Regions from separate parts of the Mus musculus genome. Here region 2 is linked to region 1. The links are chromatin loops, found by intact Hi-C in ENCODE. Cell type or tissue: left cerebral cortex. All regions are shown on one strand. Each heading gives the region's core, and the rest is flanking DNA. Links, peaks and the distances in the headings are about the cores only.

The links. Hi-C counts contacts between places; a loop is a spot of excess contacts. Peaks named below come from ENCODE experiments on the same cell type or tissue, not always from the same donor. Only the 100,000 strongest peaks of a DNase experiment are listed, where the experiment ranks them.
Region 2: it touches region 1 in a loop (9-fold over the local background); 2 of 42 quality-filtered maps call a loop at or near these places.

Annotation. Positions count from the first base shown.
Region 1 is chr4:131,519,462-131,527,196 of GRCm38, forward strand. No RefSeq gene overlaps it. Among named protein-coding and RNA genes, the nearest start is that of Gm831, 32 kb to the left of the region's middle. In left cerebral cortex, for the core only: a CTCF peak has its summit at 3,372 (motif pointing right); DNase peaks (open chromatin) are centred at 1,998, 3,518, 4,641, 5,537 and 1 more place.
Region 2 is chr4:131,715,696-131,723,430 of GRCm38, forward strand. No RefSeq gene overlaps it. Among named protein-coding and RNA genes, the nearest start is that of Gm42321, 9.0 kb to the left of the region's middle. In left cerebral cortex, for the core only: no CTCF peak of the experiment used is centred there; a DNase peak (open chromatin) is centred at 3,660; H3K27ac peaks cover 330 bases.

The DNA.
Region 1 (7,735 bases), core at 1,698-6,697:
GGAACTTTAAATAACTCCCTCCACTGCCAAGAAACTTTCTGTCCTGCTGAGGCAGGTGCATTGTAAGCAGACACTCCACTCCAGAGAGGCTCAAAACCATGTGGCTGCTGGACAATGACCATCCTTCCTCCCCACTCGGTCTCTGGCATGTCAGTATCCAGCGATTTGACAGGTGTCACCACAGAGTGTCAGTTACAAACATCCAGTTCAGGGCATAGAAAAAAAATCTGTGCTTGCAAACACAGTTAGATGGAGGAAGCAGATTTCTAGGCAACACTAACTGCCCTCACACCCACTGTACTGGCTAGTTTTGTGTCAACTTGACACAGCTGGAGTTATCACAGAGAAAGGATCTTCAGTTGAGGAAATGCCTCCATGAGACCCAACTGTAAGGCATTTTCTCAATTAGTGATCAAGGGGGAAAGGCCCCTTGTGGGTGGAACCATCTCTGGGCTGGTAGTCTTGGGTTCTATAAGAGAGCAGGCTGAGCAAGCCAGGTGAGGCAAGCCAGTACAGAACATCCCTCCATGGCCTCTGCATCAGCTCCTGCTTTCTGACCTGCTTGAGTTCCAGTCCTGACTTCCTTTGGTGATGAACAGCAGCATGGAAGTGTAAGCCAAATAAACCCTTTCCTCCCCAACTTGCTTCTTGGTCATGATGTTTGGGCAGGAATAGAAACCCTGACTAAGACACCCACCAACCACCCTATGAGAGATTGTAGGACGGTTGTTATTCTATGATCACACATTGTATACAACTCTGCTCCCACCATGGCTATGGTGTGCTGGGACGAGCCAGGTAACTCCCAGGTAACCTCACAAGATCTCATGACAGCTCTCCCCTCATCAAGATGGGCCATCATTCCTAGTTCAACCCTGAGGAAACACGAGGCCTGGGGAAGATGAAGAGCTTAGTGAGAGTCACATAGATGGGGAAGCCTGCCAAGTCCCCAGGTGCACCCTGCCTCAGTAGCAGCACAGGAATAGCCACTCTGGAATCGATTAGGCCTGTGGAGTGGACAGAGGATAGGTGTGGTCACCTGAACCAGGTAGCCAGAGTCCAAAGGGGAGCGATGCTATAGGACTGCTATCTTCTGGTCAATGCCTGCATTAGTCCAGCATGGACATTGCAAGCCCAGGGCAGAGATGGGAATTACATCCGTTGTGTGCCACGCCCACCTTCCCCACTCCATAAACAGGTGGCTTGGTTGGGGCTTAGTCCACACTGGGCTCTAAATGCAAGTGCTCCAACATGACCACAGAGTGGGCGAGCCTGCGGGAAGAGGCAGGACTGAAGTCCCGGCTCTGCCTCTTTCCAGCCAGGATCTGGGCCAGCTCCACAGCTGGCATGGGAGCAGGAAGGCATTCAGCTCAGCAGAGAATGAATATGCACTAAACGGTCCACAGTGCCATCATCCACTCTGCCGTGTGCTGAGCTGTCAGTCCCTCTGCTGCATGTTGGGCTCTCTGATCAGTATTCAGATAGAGCGGGGATCTCTGGCGTCCCACATTCTGTCAGAAGCCAGATGCCTGAATGAGAGCTCAGGCAGATCCTAGAATGCTTAAATGACCGACCACCAGGCTCTGCAGACAGCATTAAGGAGAGTGGGGTACACACTGGCCAAATGGCTATCCCTTTATGCCCCATCTATGAACATTTCACTATCTATAATGAGGTCATAGATGTTCCGCCTGTCAATCACCCTACCAGCACACCCACTACCCTGCACGATGCCTCATGGGGAATGAACTGCAGGGCTGAACCCCCTGTACACATATGAACCAAGCAGCTCTAGAAAGAAAGACACACACACACACACACACACACACACACACACACACACACACACTGTCCACTACTGGGGAGATCACCACACTGATGGTGTAGCAACGAGGTTACTGCATCCGGCCTCTCTCACTCTAGCAGGAAACTGCACATCAGCTCAGCTGCAAGGGCTCTGGGTGTGCGCTAGCCTGGGAAGCCAGGGATATTTTGGGAGCCAGATGCCCTCGTGGGTGGAATCCCACAGCTCGGTTCCCAGATGCTGTCGAGTCAGCAATCCCTTTGCATCCTAGCCTCCCTCCTTCTCACCTACCTATCTCTAGCACGCATTTTATGATGTCTGTTAGGTGAGAATCAGATGGGGTGCCTGCCTGTCGAAAGAAAGATTAATGCTAGGTGAGGCCTGATTGGTGCCTTGACAAAGAGAGACCCTACAGCACGGCATCGGTGGCTGTATTATCAATGCCCATCTCTGGTCTGTCCCCCACATGTGTCCACACATACAGACACACACAGATGTGCACATGTGTACAACACACAAATAAACACATTTGCACACATATGCACACACATACAGATATGCACACACACATACAGACACACATGCACACATGTGCACAGACACACAATCCATACATATACTACACACATACACACACACACATGCGTGAGCACGCAAGCGCGTGAGCACTGGGCTCTGGAAACCTGATAGAGGGATATCTCTTTTTTGTCCCTGGCCTCCCTCCTTAGAAAGACAGTCATGGAGACCTTTCTGGCCTTTCAGTTCTTGTGGAAGAAGGAAAGCAAGCAGGCAGGGACCCAGGGACCCTGTGTCAGAGACATGGGTCAAAACTTCAGGCACAGAAGAAAATTGGCCATTAGCAGGTTGTGGAAATGAGAACATCAGAAAGGATCCAACATTAAAGATGGCCACATGGTGACCTGTGGCATGTTGCTTAATCAGGAACAGATAGCCAGGCACCCTGAGTGGATCTGAGGGCTTCTGGGTAGAGTGTTTCTCGTGTGCTGCATCACAGCTAGACACACCTTAGGGCAGCAGCATGGGCAGGTGTTAATGTGCTGGCTTGGGGGGATGCTGATGTTCCAGGAGAAGGACTGAAATGCTTCGATCACGATGAAGAACTGACAACAGTGACCATCCTGTTTAGACTTCCTCCGTCTGGGCTGTTGCCTGTATCTTTCCCATCTCTGTACTCAGATCCCTAGACCTAGGGCAGAGCTGAGGTACCTGGGCTGGAGGCAGCCCACTTGCAGTCTGTCCTGGCTCATGGTGTCACCTTTTCATTTGTCACACAGTATACATGCTGTTTACTAGCCTTTTGCTTGGCTTTCCCAGTTCTGTCATGATGGTTCACTTTCATTGTCAGTGTGACTGGATTGGGGAAAACCTGGGGAGCATGCCCCTGGGTATGTCAGTGAGGGTGTGTCCAGAGATGGATAAGTTAAGCACTAGCTACTCTCTCTCTCTCTCTCTCTCTCTCTCTCTCTCTCTCTCTCTCTCAATCTCTTCTTTCACCATGGATACAGTATGATTGGGCAGCTGCATGCCCACTGCATGGAGAGGAGGATGAAGGCAGCAGGTGGCAGTATCTATCAGGATAGGAGGAACTGTATCAAACAGTCCAGAGTCACAGCAACTTTGCCTAAAGCCTCAGTTTCTCTCCCAGACAATCCCAAGATGACACTTCTGGCTGTGGCATCTCCCCTACTTTCCTTAGGGTGGTCTTCTCCAAGTGTGGTGCAGGGACTGAGTCTCCTTCAACCATAATGTTGGTATTTGGGCTGTGGTCTCTGGGGTTCTGAGGAGAGGGAGTGAGCCCAGGGCAGGTGATCCAAAGGGTCTACTCCCTCACCACCCACATGCCACTATCCAGGTCTGTTCTCTAGCGTCACTCAGATGCCAGAGGGCTAAAAATGTCATCCCTTGCTAAGCAACCCCACACTGCAAAGAGTATACTAGGGACAGTCTGCCTCTATCCTCAGGGTGGTGGGAATTCTGCTCTCTATCATTCTGGGCCTCCTGATCTCCCTACCAGAGCTGCTCTGAGCTCTGAGCAATTACTAGGTCAGGAAGGTAGAAAGGGGGTTTCTACTAGGGAAGGCAGGTCTCAGATCTGCCCTGACCTGGTCTCCAAGGAGGAGATCCTTGATTTGGGTGCTGTCAGGCTGCTGGTTCATGCTCACCTTGTGTTCTGAGCACCATAGCTGTATAAACAAGCTTCCTTCTGCCTTTCTTTGAGGAATCTCAGGTCATATGCGGAGGCAGAGGAAGCCAGGAACACTTAAAGCTCAATGCTCTGTGGAGGAGGTCTATCCCTGGGGTATTAGTTGTACCCATTTTGGTATCTTGAGGGCCAGCTGAGACTGACATGATTAACCCCGTTTTGTAGGTGAGGAACAATAGAGATTGGGTTAAAAGTCAAAGCCTCCATCAGCACTGAGCCACAGGAGGGTTTTTTAGTTCCCATGAATCATTTCAACCATAGCCCTAACTGTTCTTCTTCTCAGTCTCCTATTCCTTCGTAGGCCCTTCCCTGATGTCAGAGAACATTCAGCATTGCACAGAAGACTCTGGGTGCAGATGGATGACAGAGGGAAGAGCTAGCAGGAGGGGAAGGACCTCGACTTCGCAGGGGCAGAAGGGAAAATGAGCTCAGTTCAGCACGTTCTGCTTCTATGACCTCGTGTGACCCTAGCAAGTGATATGACTCTTCCCTCTTGATGACCACGGGATGACTAAACGACAAGGGATATGAGGACAGCAGCTGTTTGTCCTCCTCCCATTCAGAGGTGGCACCCAGCTCCCAAGAACCCTGAAGTTCCATCCTCACCTCCCCCAGCTTCTCCAGGAAAATCCCGTCAGTGCAGAGATCACTGGGACCTGAGTCATATAAGGCCATTCGGAAAAGATGCGGGACGTGCTTCTTGGGTATTGAAAGCACCGTATCTGGAGTAAAATTGACTTGGAATGGGATTCTAGCAGAAGCACCTACTGCTCAACCACATGGCTTTGTGCTGCTTCTCTTTACTATGCATGTGTCATTATTCACAAAGTGAAGGCAACAATGGAACCGTCCTCATATTTTATTTGAAAATAAAAATAAAGTAGAATGATCCTTAGCACTGGGCATAAGACAAAAGTATTAAAAATACCTAAGACTTATTGTTAACAGCCTCAGCGTCGCTGGGGTACATGTATGATTCAATAAACCAAGCATATTTAAAGGTAGAGCTTGATACATTGACAAACAGATACACCTACAAAACCCTCACTACAATCAAGATGAGCATTCAGTGTCCAAACCTTTCTTGAATCCTTTTATGATCCAGACCTACAACGCACGCGTGCGTGCGTGCGTGCGTGCGTGCGTGCGTGCGTGCGTGTGTGCATGTGTGCGTGTGCGTGTGTGTGTCTGTGTGTTTGTGCCCCTTATGTGGTTAGTATTAGGTGTCTTCCTCAGTTGTTCTCCACTTTACCTTTTGAGGCAGGGTCTCTCAGTGGACCTGGGACTCATCTGTTTGGCTAGGCTGACTGACACATGAGATCTAGGGATCTGCCAGTCTCTATCTCCCCAGAACTGGGATTGCAGGTACAAGCATGCCACCACACCTAGCTCTGAAGTGGATATTGAGGATCTCAATTCAGGGCCTCATGTTTACAGAGCAAGCACTTTACCAAACCATCTCTCAGTCCACAGTATGCTCTTTACCACTGCAGATGGGTGGCATTTTCTCAAATTATATATAAATGGAACTGTAACACATGTAATCTTTTTGTCTGGCTTGATTCACCCAACAGAATTATTTTGAGATTTCTCTGAATTGTAGTGAGTGGCTGTGGTTTGTTCCCTCCTCCTCTTCCTCCTCCTTCTCTTCTTCTTCTTCTTCTTCTTCTTCTTCTTCTTCTTCTTCTTCTTCTTCTTCTTCTTCTTCTTCTTCTTCTTCTTCTTCTTCTTCTTCTTCTTCTTCTTCTTCTTCCTCCTCTTCTTCTTCCTCTTTTTATTCCTCTTCTTCCCCTTCTTCTTCCTCCCCATCCTCCTCCCCCTCATCTTCATCATCATTGTGGGTCTTAATTCCTCAATGGATACACCACAGTCTGTCAGAGTCAACACCTGGGTTGGCTCCAGACTTGAAGCATCAGCAGCCAAATCACCCTGCATCCAGTGAAGGAACTCCTTCTAACGTCCCACGCACAGCTGGCAACTTGTCCTGTTATGTTTCAATGTGTATTCAGATCAAGAAATTCTGTCATTTCTCTGACTTTCTTCCATGTTGTGGGTGATCTGAAAGTCAGTTATTGGCTTTTCTAAATCATTGTTTTCTAGATATTTCTGTGTTAACGGATCACCAACTTAGTGTTGCTGTACTTAGAGAATGAACCTTGTTAGAGAATAAATTCTGAGATAATTTTGAATGCCCTCCCTTCAATGTCACCTGTCTCTCTCCATAACTAGACTATTTATTGTGTAGTCTCTCCATAGCTAGACTATAGCAAGTCTCTCCATAGCCTAGACTGTAGCAAGTTTCTCTATAGCCTGAGGACCTGAGTTCAATTTCCACATCTCATTAGCCCCTGGTGACTGAGACATGCCTTCCTCCAGCTGCACTTCCAGGACCTATACATAGCACATAGTAGGGTTTGGTGAACCTTGCCAGAGTGAATAAGAAGGAAGGTAGGTGTTTCCAAGGTCCCAGTCTCTCTCCCTGAAATGTGCAGGGACTTTGCTGCCCCCAGGGACAATCATCCCTCTGTAGGCCATTTCCTGATGACATTTTCTAGTTCCTTCCCGAGCCACATTTTAACCACATCCATGAGTCTAAAATAACAGCCACATTTTAGAGTTTGGAGAAAAGCATTGAGACCAGACTTTTTTTCCCCACCTCAGGAAGTGAGGAGGTAAAGGAGACCAAGTATGGATTTGCACAGTAGCCTGTGTGGACCACATCTTCAGGGGGCAAGTTGGCCGCTAACATCCATTTTTCTACAGGGTAGAAATAGTGAGAGCTTAAAGGAGTCTGTCTTGTCTTCCCTGGCTGCTGATGGACTGGAGAGCAAGAACTATATTGTGGGTGCTCACAAGCATCCTCTAAGTCTATTCTTGGCCCAAGGTGAGCATCCTTCTTCCAGGGATGCCCTAATGTGTCCAGCCTCTGTCCTTGTGGTACCTGCATCCCCCCTTTCCATATACAAAGGAAGGAAAGGTTTATTTTACAGCATAATTCAAGGATGCAGCTCGCCACGGCAGTGAAGCCATGGGGACAGGACAGTGAAGCAGTTGGTCACACGACATCCACAGTCAGAAAGCAGCGAGAGATGAACTCTGTGACTCAGTTTACTTTTCTCTTTTTAGTCTTCCCCAGGACTCCAGCCCATGGAGTAGCAATGCCCACACTTAGGGTTAACGTTTCCACCTCAGCTCCCTCAGAGATGTGCCAGGGGATTGTTTCCTAAGGGATTCTAAATCCCATTGTGTTGATCTCAATATCAGCCATCACACACCAGCTCAGGGATGAGAAGAGCCCAGCCTGAGGAGGTTGCTCTGGTGAGACCTGGTGTTAATCCCTTGCTACCTGTGGCTTTGCCTAGGCTGTTTCATCTCATGCAGCCTACCTTTCTCCACCTGTAAAGCCAATAGCACGAGGTTCCTGTCAGCTTGGTCGGAAAGATGGGTGATGTAGCATCCCATCCCTACATCACTTACCTCACCCATCTCATCCCCTGTTGGGCCACTGACAACTGCCAATCACTTTTCTGAGGACCTCATCCTGTGCTCTGGGTACGAGACAATGGGTTTCATTTGGCTTCTGAGCAGATGACTAGATCCTGTAAACAGGAGTTAGCCCAGTGCTTGACTAACACCTTACAAAGCCAAACAGCCTGTTGCAGAAATACCAGTGTTACCTCTGATTTCCTTGATGCTCCATTAAAGTG
Region 2 (7,735 bases), core at 1,371-6,370, 200 kb after region 1:
CCAAGGACATCCCATGGCTTCTAAGACAGACCATCCCAGAAGTTTGACATTTAGTGAAAATCTTCAAAGCTGCTTTTGCCAGCTTAGATGACAGACAGGCAAGCACACAGGCAGGCAGATAGATAACCAGACAGACAGAGGGATGGACAGGCAGACAGATGGATGGATGGACTGACAGATAGACAGGGAGGCAGGCAGGCAGAGACAGACAGGACTTGGTTTACAGTAGTGAGCACAGAAGATACCGTGGCAGGAAACGGGCCACAGTACTTCAGGGATTGTCCCTAAGGCTCAGTTTCACCGTGTTCCACAAGAGGCACACGCTGCTTTCAGAATGATCTCGGTAGGTAAAAGCTGACTGCGTATCAGAGGGTGGTGGCACACACCCGTAACCTAGCACTCATGAGGCTGAGCTAGAAAGATCATGGTTTGCTCTCGGTGTGACATTTGTACCCCTCCAAACCTCATCATTAACAGCATTACCAGATCCATGCTCATAGGAGTTGGGACACCATCATCTTCATGCCACATGAGCAGGAGCAGAGGCTACATTGGCCTCCAATGAAGGTGAGCCTAGTGCCCCTCCTAGGGCCAGAGGACACCAGCAGCCACTGTCATGGTCATGCTCTTGCAGCCCTGAGAGTTGGGGACCAGACAGGAAAGTCAAGGCATGGCCAGGCTTCAGGAGGCCCGTGTCTGGTCCCCAAGCTTGTTGGCTTTCTGAATTGGATCCTCTGCACTCTTCCTGAAAAGGCACAAAATCAAAACAAAATGATTTCCCTAAGCTGGGCTGCAGAGGAATCCCCTGGGGAGGGGAAGAGGCAGGAAGGTGTCTAAGTTCCCACCCAAGATTCTGATAGTTCTCACTTAGTGTATCTTGGAGGAGCCTGGAGTTTGTTTGGGGGCACTGGGGTCAGAACCCAAGCCTCTGTGCATACTAGACAAGCCCTCCACCACTGAGCTATATCCCCAGCTCAGTTTTTTAAAAACAGTAGCACAGGCTGGGGTTGGATTCTTGGTCATCCTGCTTCAAGCTCAGACTGGCGGGATTAGAGGTGTGTGCCACCACGCCTAGTTGAAGAGCCTGTGTTTTAAACAGGTGATTCAGGCAGACTGTGTACAGCCTACCCTTGCCAGCCTGGGGAGGACCAGGTCCACCCAGGCACTATGTGGATATTTTATAGCCTAATGTTTAAGATCAAACTTCTGTATCCATCTCTTCTGGAGCCAAGGAACACCCCTTCCACTCAGTCACTAAGGAAGGAGCCCAACTGTTCTGGGCCCGGGGTTATCATCCCTTAAACAGTAACTCACAGCTTCCCCACACCTCGGACCTTCCCAAGGACCATCACACCCAGCACTTCAAGGCCTGTATAACTCGAGGTCTCATGATGGCAGATGCCTAAACAGACATACAACCCACAGATACCACTCCACAGAGAAGAAACATGGCACAGAGGTAAAGTGTTGAGGTTTGGTCTGTTGCTATGTATTGCAATGCTAAATTCAAAGGTCTAGGCCTATGAGTGACTTCTCAGCCTTACAAGCTTTTGTTGTACCAACCTTGTTCCTTGATTTAAAACTATCGGTTAAATAAGATTGGCCACAGCCAATTACTGGAGGGATTGGAGGTAGGTGGGTTAGGAGTGACCTGGTTGGAGGAAGAGAGACAAGAAGGAAAGAGGAAGGAGGAGGTGGAGGAAGCTGCCAGGAAAGGAGAGGACCCATGAGTACATGGCCAGGAGAAACAGCAAGTGTCTGGGGTACAATGAAGGAGAGGTAGCCAGGCCTGCAGTTAGAAGAGTAGATTATGGGTGACCCCCAGTAATTGTCAAAGCCAAATAAAATACCCATAGTCTGAGTCTCATTTACTTGTAAGCTAGTCAGGCTTAAGCTTAAATAGTTCTCACTACAGTAAGAAAAGTGCCAAGGACATGAAGCTAGTGAGTGCCAGGGCATCGAGCCACACTCTGCCTATGTGGAACTCAGCTCCCCTAACCTCTAGGCTGTCCACCCAACCTAATTCCTGCCCCTGCAGGATTGTGCAGACACTGAAGGGAATCAGGAGAGACCACGAGATGCTGGACACGTTTTAACTACAAACCCTACACATCTTCACTGGTTCTGCCATCAAGGCTAGCCTGTGCTCCAAGCAGCACCCCTTTCTACCCCCCCCCCGACACTTGAAGCATCGTTGGCTCCACTGTGTCCTAAGGCTAAGGAAGAGGCAAAGAGATCTGGCTCCAATCTGGAAGTAATAGACAGGCCTTGCTTCTGTTCTCCACTCACAGCTGGTAGAGTTATGGATGTCCAGTTGCTAGGTAGAAGCAACACGCTCAAAGGTCCTGTGATGTCATCTCCAGTCCAAAATGCTTGCCCAGCATCCTCCCTCTTTCACAGCTGCGGCTGAGATGCAGCCGATAATCTTTCTACCTAGTGGGGACATCTCCACAAATTGCTGACTACCAGAGCCCAGAAACTTCACTTAGGCAGTGAGATCTTGGGTAAATGAAAGGATTACTTCCACCCCTTAGGTAGCTATTTTCTTCTTATCCGATCCATACAAGGTCTAGACAGCAGACTTCTCCAGACTGTGTGTGTGTACTTTTTTGTGAGAGAGAGAGACAGTGAAAAGAGAACTGTCATTTGGCCTGAGGGTGAGTGTGCATGCCTGTGTGTGTGTGTGTGTGTGTGTGTGTGTGTGTGTGTGTGTGTGTGTGTGTGTGCAAGTAGGTAGGCAGATAGATAGGTACAGGTGTCAGGGGAGGGCAGAGGACAATGTCAGCCATAATTCTTCAGGCAATATCCACCTGAATTTTTGGAGACAGGGTCTCTCACTGACCTGTAACTCATAGTAGTTTGGGTAACTGGCCAGTGGTCATTGGATTACAAGCACACCCCACTTATTCTATGCATTTGCTAGAGATCACTCTCTGTCCTTCGTGGTTGTAAAGAGAGCACTTTACTTACCCATCTCCCCAGACCCATTAAGTGACATTCTGACAGTGGTCCTCCCAGACAGAAGCAAATTGCCTCCTATCACTCATAAAACAGAATAATAAGAGAGACACTAGCAACTTATCAGTTGTGTGCAGGATGCCTGGAGCCAACAAGGTTGTCCTGGGAAGACCATGTATCTGAGACAGGAGCCATGGCAACAGCTGCCTGCTCAAGTTCACAGCATTCCTCCCAACCCTTGACCTCTCAGTTGGTCAGACCGGTGAGCACCCCTTCTCAGAAGCTCCCAGCTACTTTGAATTTTGAGGTCGCCATTCATCTTTACAAACTCCCCTTGTACTGGGAGCATCACCTAATCTACTGTGTTTGTGGGAACAGAAAGGAAGTGTCGGGATGCCTACTTAGCCATCCTACCACTGTTGCCATCACTCCCCCGGACAGTCAAGCCCCAGGGAGGCTCCAGTTCTGTGTTTATCTGTTCCGGTTACATTTCAGAAAGTCAGAGACTCGCTTCCTTGGCCTTCCGTGTGGTGAATGTGAGCTGAGACTCCATCCACCACCTGGCCATTATACCCCCACATTGACAAGCAGCCACATGGTGTGCTGGATCAACCCACAGCCCCACGCAGGCATCTCTGAAAAGCCCAGTATTCATTTCCTTCTCTCTGGCAGACAGTAACTCCACTCCAGGAATTGGCAAGCTGGGGCTGCTGAGACAAACCGGGACCATGTCTTTTATTTTTGCATGTCCTATGAGCTGTTGAGAGTGGTTTTTATACTTAGAAAAAAAATCTTTCTAGGCACAGTTATGCATGTGTATTACCCAAGCTCTGAGGAGGCTGAGGACAGAGGGTGGTGGAAGGCAAAGCCAACCTGGGCAGCGTGGGCAGTGTGATAAGACCCTGTCTCAACAGCAACAACAGCGAAGCCGTCCACTCCTCTGCTGAGCTGTACCATGGACCAAAACCAATTTTGTTATGTATGGTTGGCTGGTGGGTTGTTTGTTTGTTTGTTTGTTTGTTTGTTTGTTTGTTTAGACAGAGTCTCACAGTGTAGCAAAGGCTGGCCTTGAACTCCTGATCCTCCTGCTTCTGTCTAGGATGACAGGCGTGCATACCTGGCCAGCACACAAGTTCTGTATCTATCAGGATATAGTCAGAAGACTAGATCACATGGTAATTTTATTGAGGAAAGTTTAATATAAAGGGCTATTAACTACTAATGGGATTAATTACCACAGACTAAAGAGAATCCTAAATGAAACTGAAATGGCCAATATTTGGAGTGCAGGCAGAGTACCCAAGGGAAAAACAAATTTAAAAGACTTCCCACCATGTCCCACCCTGGCAGCCGGCGCTCTGTTTCAGGCCTCCCTGCCAAAGTGGTAGATACAGTGATGAAGCTCGCTGTCGAGGTTAGCGGTAGAAAGCAGCCCCCCCCCCCCCCGCTGTTCAAGCAAGCTTGCTGCTTTCTGCTCCCGAGGGAGCAGGACACCTGCTGGGTGATCCCCCTCTGTGCTTAGAGATAGCAATAGGCTAGGGCAGTTGTAAGAGTTAACCAGTTCCAGAATGAAGGAACCGCTGAGCAAGTGGAGTCTTTTTATCGTGCTGACCTGTGGTTCGGGCCTTACTGGGGCTGCTTGCGCCTTCTCTTTATTACTATTACCTGCAGGTTCTCATGGGTGACACCCGAGCCTTAGAGAAGAGACTAAGACTGAGATCTCAGCCTCTCCTGGGTCTATGCCCCAGTGTGGTGGTACCAAGATGCCCTTTCTACTTGTATGAAGCAAGAAGCCACTTCTCCTGTCTCTGCATCAAATACACAGGGAAACTGGACCAGAGACGTACATGGTGTCACACAGCAAGAGGGACAAAAGCTGGTCCGGGTCTTCCCGGAAGCCTTCTCCCGGCAGAAGCCTGGCAAAGATGGGAGCCATAGTCATTTTGGATCACACAAACAAGTCAACCCTTCGTGACCGCACAGCCTGCAGCTTCTCCCTCCATTCCTTTCCTCCTCCTGGTCTGAGGCCGTTGTGACCTGTGCTTTTATGATTAATCATTTCACAGTAAATCTCCACTTACTCTCCCACCAGGTCACCCAAGCTGGCTCTTTATTGTTAAGTAAATAATGCAGGTAGCTTGTGCCACGCTGTGGCCAGCTCTGAGGACCCAGTCAGTGGGAGGAGCAGCTGGAGGAACCTGGGGGAGCCACAGGCTCTGTAGACAGAAAATAATCACAAGACGACAGGTGTGTGGGCACGACTCCTTGAAAACGGGAAAGCTGTAATGAAATCGGCTTTTCCTCCAAAGCTCTAGGTGAGATTTTAAATGAACAGGATAAACTTGGGGGCTGTGCCTGGGCTCAGGGACAAGAACTTAACTTAATCTTTGCACCACTGCTTGACAATGAGACCACAGTCTACAGCCCACCAGGCCCTCCTTAATGTTAGCCGGGCTAATCAAGCCACCTGGTTGATGAGGTCCAGAAGCGCTGGCAGAGGTGCCCTGGTGATGGCCCCAATGGAGCCTGGGGAGATCTCTCCTACCTCCAGCTTCCTTCTTCTCTGATTGTCTAAAAGGAAAATGGTAGTGGGCAAGAAACCAGGAGATGGGATGCTCAGCCCATTGTGGACAGGGTTTTCGGGAGGACCTTGTCCCTTGGTTCCGCTGTTCCTAGAATTGGTCAGATGTCCCCCCACTTCCCCCTCCCAGGCCTGTACCATCAGACTCTTGCTACCCAGACCCTTCCAGGTATCTCTGCAAGACGTAGAGACCCGAGTCACTGTCTCCAGGTGGCGATGTCCTCTCCTGCTTCAAACCTTAAACCTAAGCACGCATGCCAAAGACAGGAAGTCCAAAGCTCCAACCACTCCCCAACCCTTGTCATCCTGCAACTTGCGGCTTGAAAAGGCATGCCGGTGAGTGACAGTGGCCGCCATATGCTTGGTTTCTGAATCCTCCCCGTCTCCATCCCAGGCACCAATTCCCATCTAAGTGCCAGGCGCAAAGTCCACGGGGATCATAGCACGTACTGCCCACAAGGAGCCAAAGAGAGAGAAACTACAGGGGATCTCTGACTTACAATGGGATTACTTCCTGATCCATCCACCCTATATGGAGAATACTGCAAAGCTGACCATCATAAGTCAGGTAACTGAGAACCGCCAAGTGAGGACTAGACTAAGTGTTCAGAGTGGCCCCATTTCTAGTTTCCTGTACCTCTCATGGGCTGTGATAACCAGATCCTGATTGCAAGGAGAGAAAGATTTGCTCCTGTTGGCCCTTCCTCGAAGTCCCCAGAGGGTCCTCAGAGCTGTCCCCACAGGCTGAACCAATCAAGTTAGGACCATAGGGCCAGAGTACTGCCACATAAGGGAGGGTCTGTGAACAGCAGATACATATGAGGAGGGACCTGTAGCTGCTTGAGGGAGGACATCAGGACCTAAGAAAGAAAGCCACCAAGATTAATGGCTTGTGACAAAAGGAACTGCCGAGGCTTTACAGGTCAGAGAAAGTTCTGGAGTTTGGACTCCCTCCTGGAGGGAGGTCAAATGTCAATTCCTTATCTTATTTCCCATGAGTTTTGTCCAGCTTAGTGCAGGCCACCAGCTTCCTTCCTGGTGTTCAGATTGTCACTGTCTGACAGATTAAAGCACACAGTTGATTTTAGAGTCCCTGGGACCAAAAGCCCCCACACACACCCCCCCAAGAAGCTGGGTCCCCAGGTCAGGACTCCTCTGAAGTGGGATAAGCTTGTGGCCACAGACAATTCCCTTGCAGCCTCTGAGATTGCCTTGGTTGCCAGTGGTAACAGTGTCAAGTTCACACGTATGTGAGGCATGCCCTGCTGCTCCTCACCTCTTTGCTCTCAGTGCGGTGACCGTTGGTGACCTGGGTGGGAGCAGATACCAGCCAGTGAGAAGGAAGAAGGAACATTTCAAAGTCAAACATTCAGCAGGCCTTGGCTTGAAACCACCTCGGGTTCAGATCCAGGTCAGGCAGCTCCTGCTGAGCCCCGGCTACCCAAGCCCTGTCTCCTCTCTTGCAACTCCACCTTAGCTCCTGAACCTGGGCCACGGCACAGCAGAAACCTGGAAGCTAGCCAGCATGCTCGGTGGGTAGGTGGGGCAGCATCCAGACAGCAGGGAACTCTGTGTGTCTCTGTGTGTCTGTGTGTGTCTCTGTGTGTCTGTGTGTGTGTATGTGAGCACGCGGGCGCACACCCATGTGCATTCTGGGGTCATGCAGACAGACAAATACACAATGTTGACCTAGCCTGTCTTCTCTTCAGACCTGCCTTCTCCTACTTCCACATAAGGCCTTGGCCACACCCTAACCCCCACCCCCAGATTCCTCCCCTGAAATAGACTCATCCACCTGCCCTGGGGAGTATTGAAGGTTTCAGAGAAGAGACCTGGGAAGGGACTTCCAGGTGCCTGGCTTAAGCCAGCCTCCCTCTTCTCAGCCCCAACCGACACAAGCTGACTCTATCTTAGATCCCTGCCCTTCCTCCTGCCACTACAGAGCCACCATTCTGGACCCAGATGGCCCAGACGTGGCACTGCCAGTCCCTTAATTTCTTCATACCATCCTGTGTCTTCTCTCCACAAACGGTCAAGAGAATGGGAAGACACCCACCTGCATCTGTTCCACATTATCTCAGAACCAGCCTCAGGACCACCTGACACAAGACTTTAAACTCTAGACCAATGGTTCTTATCCTGTAGGTTACAATTCCTAACAGTAGCGAAATTGTAGTTATGAAGTAGCAACAAAAT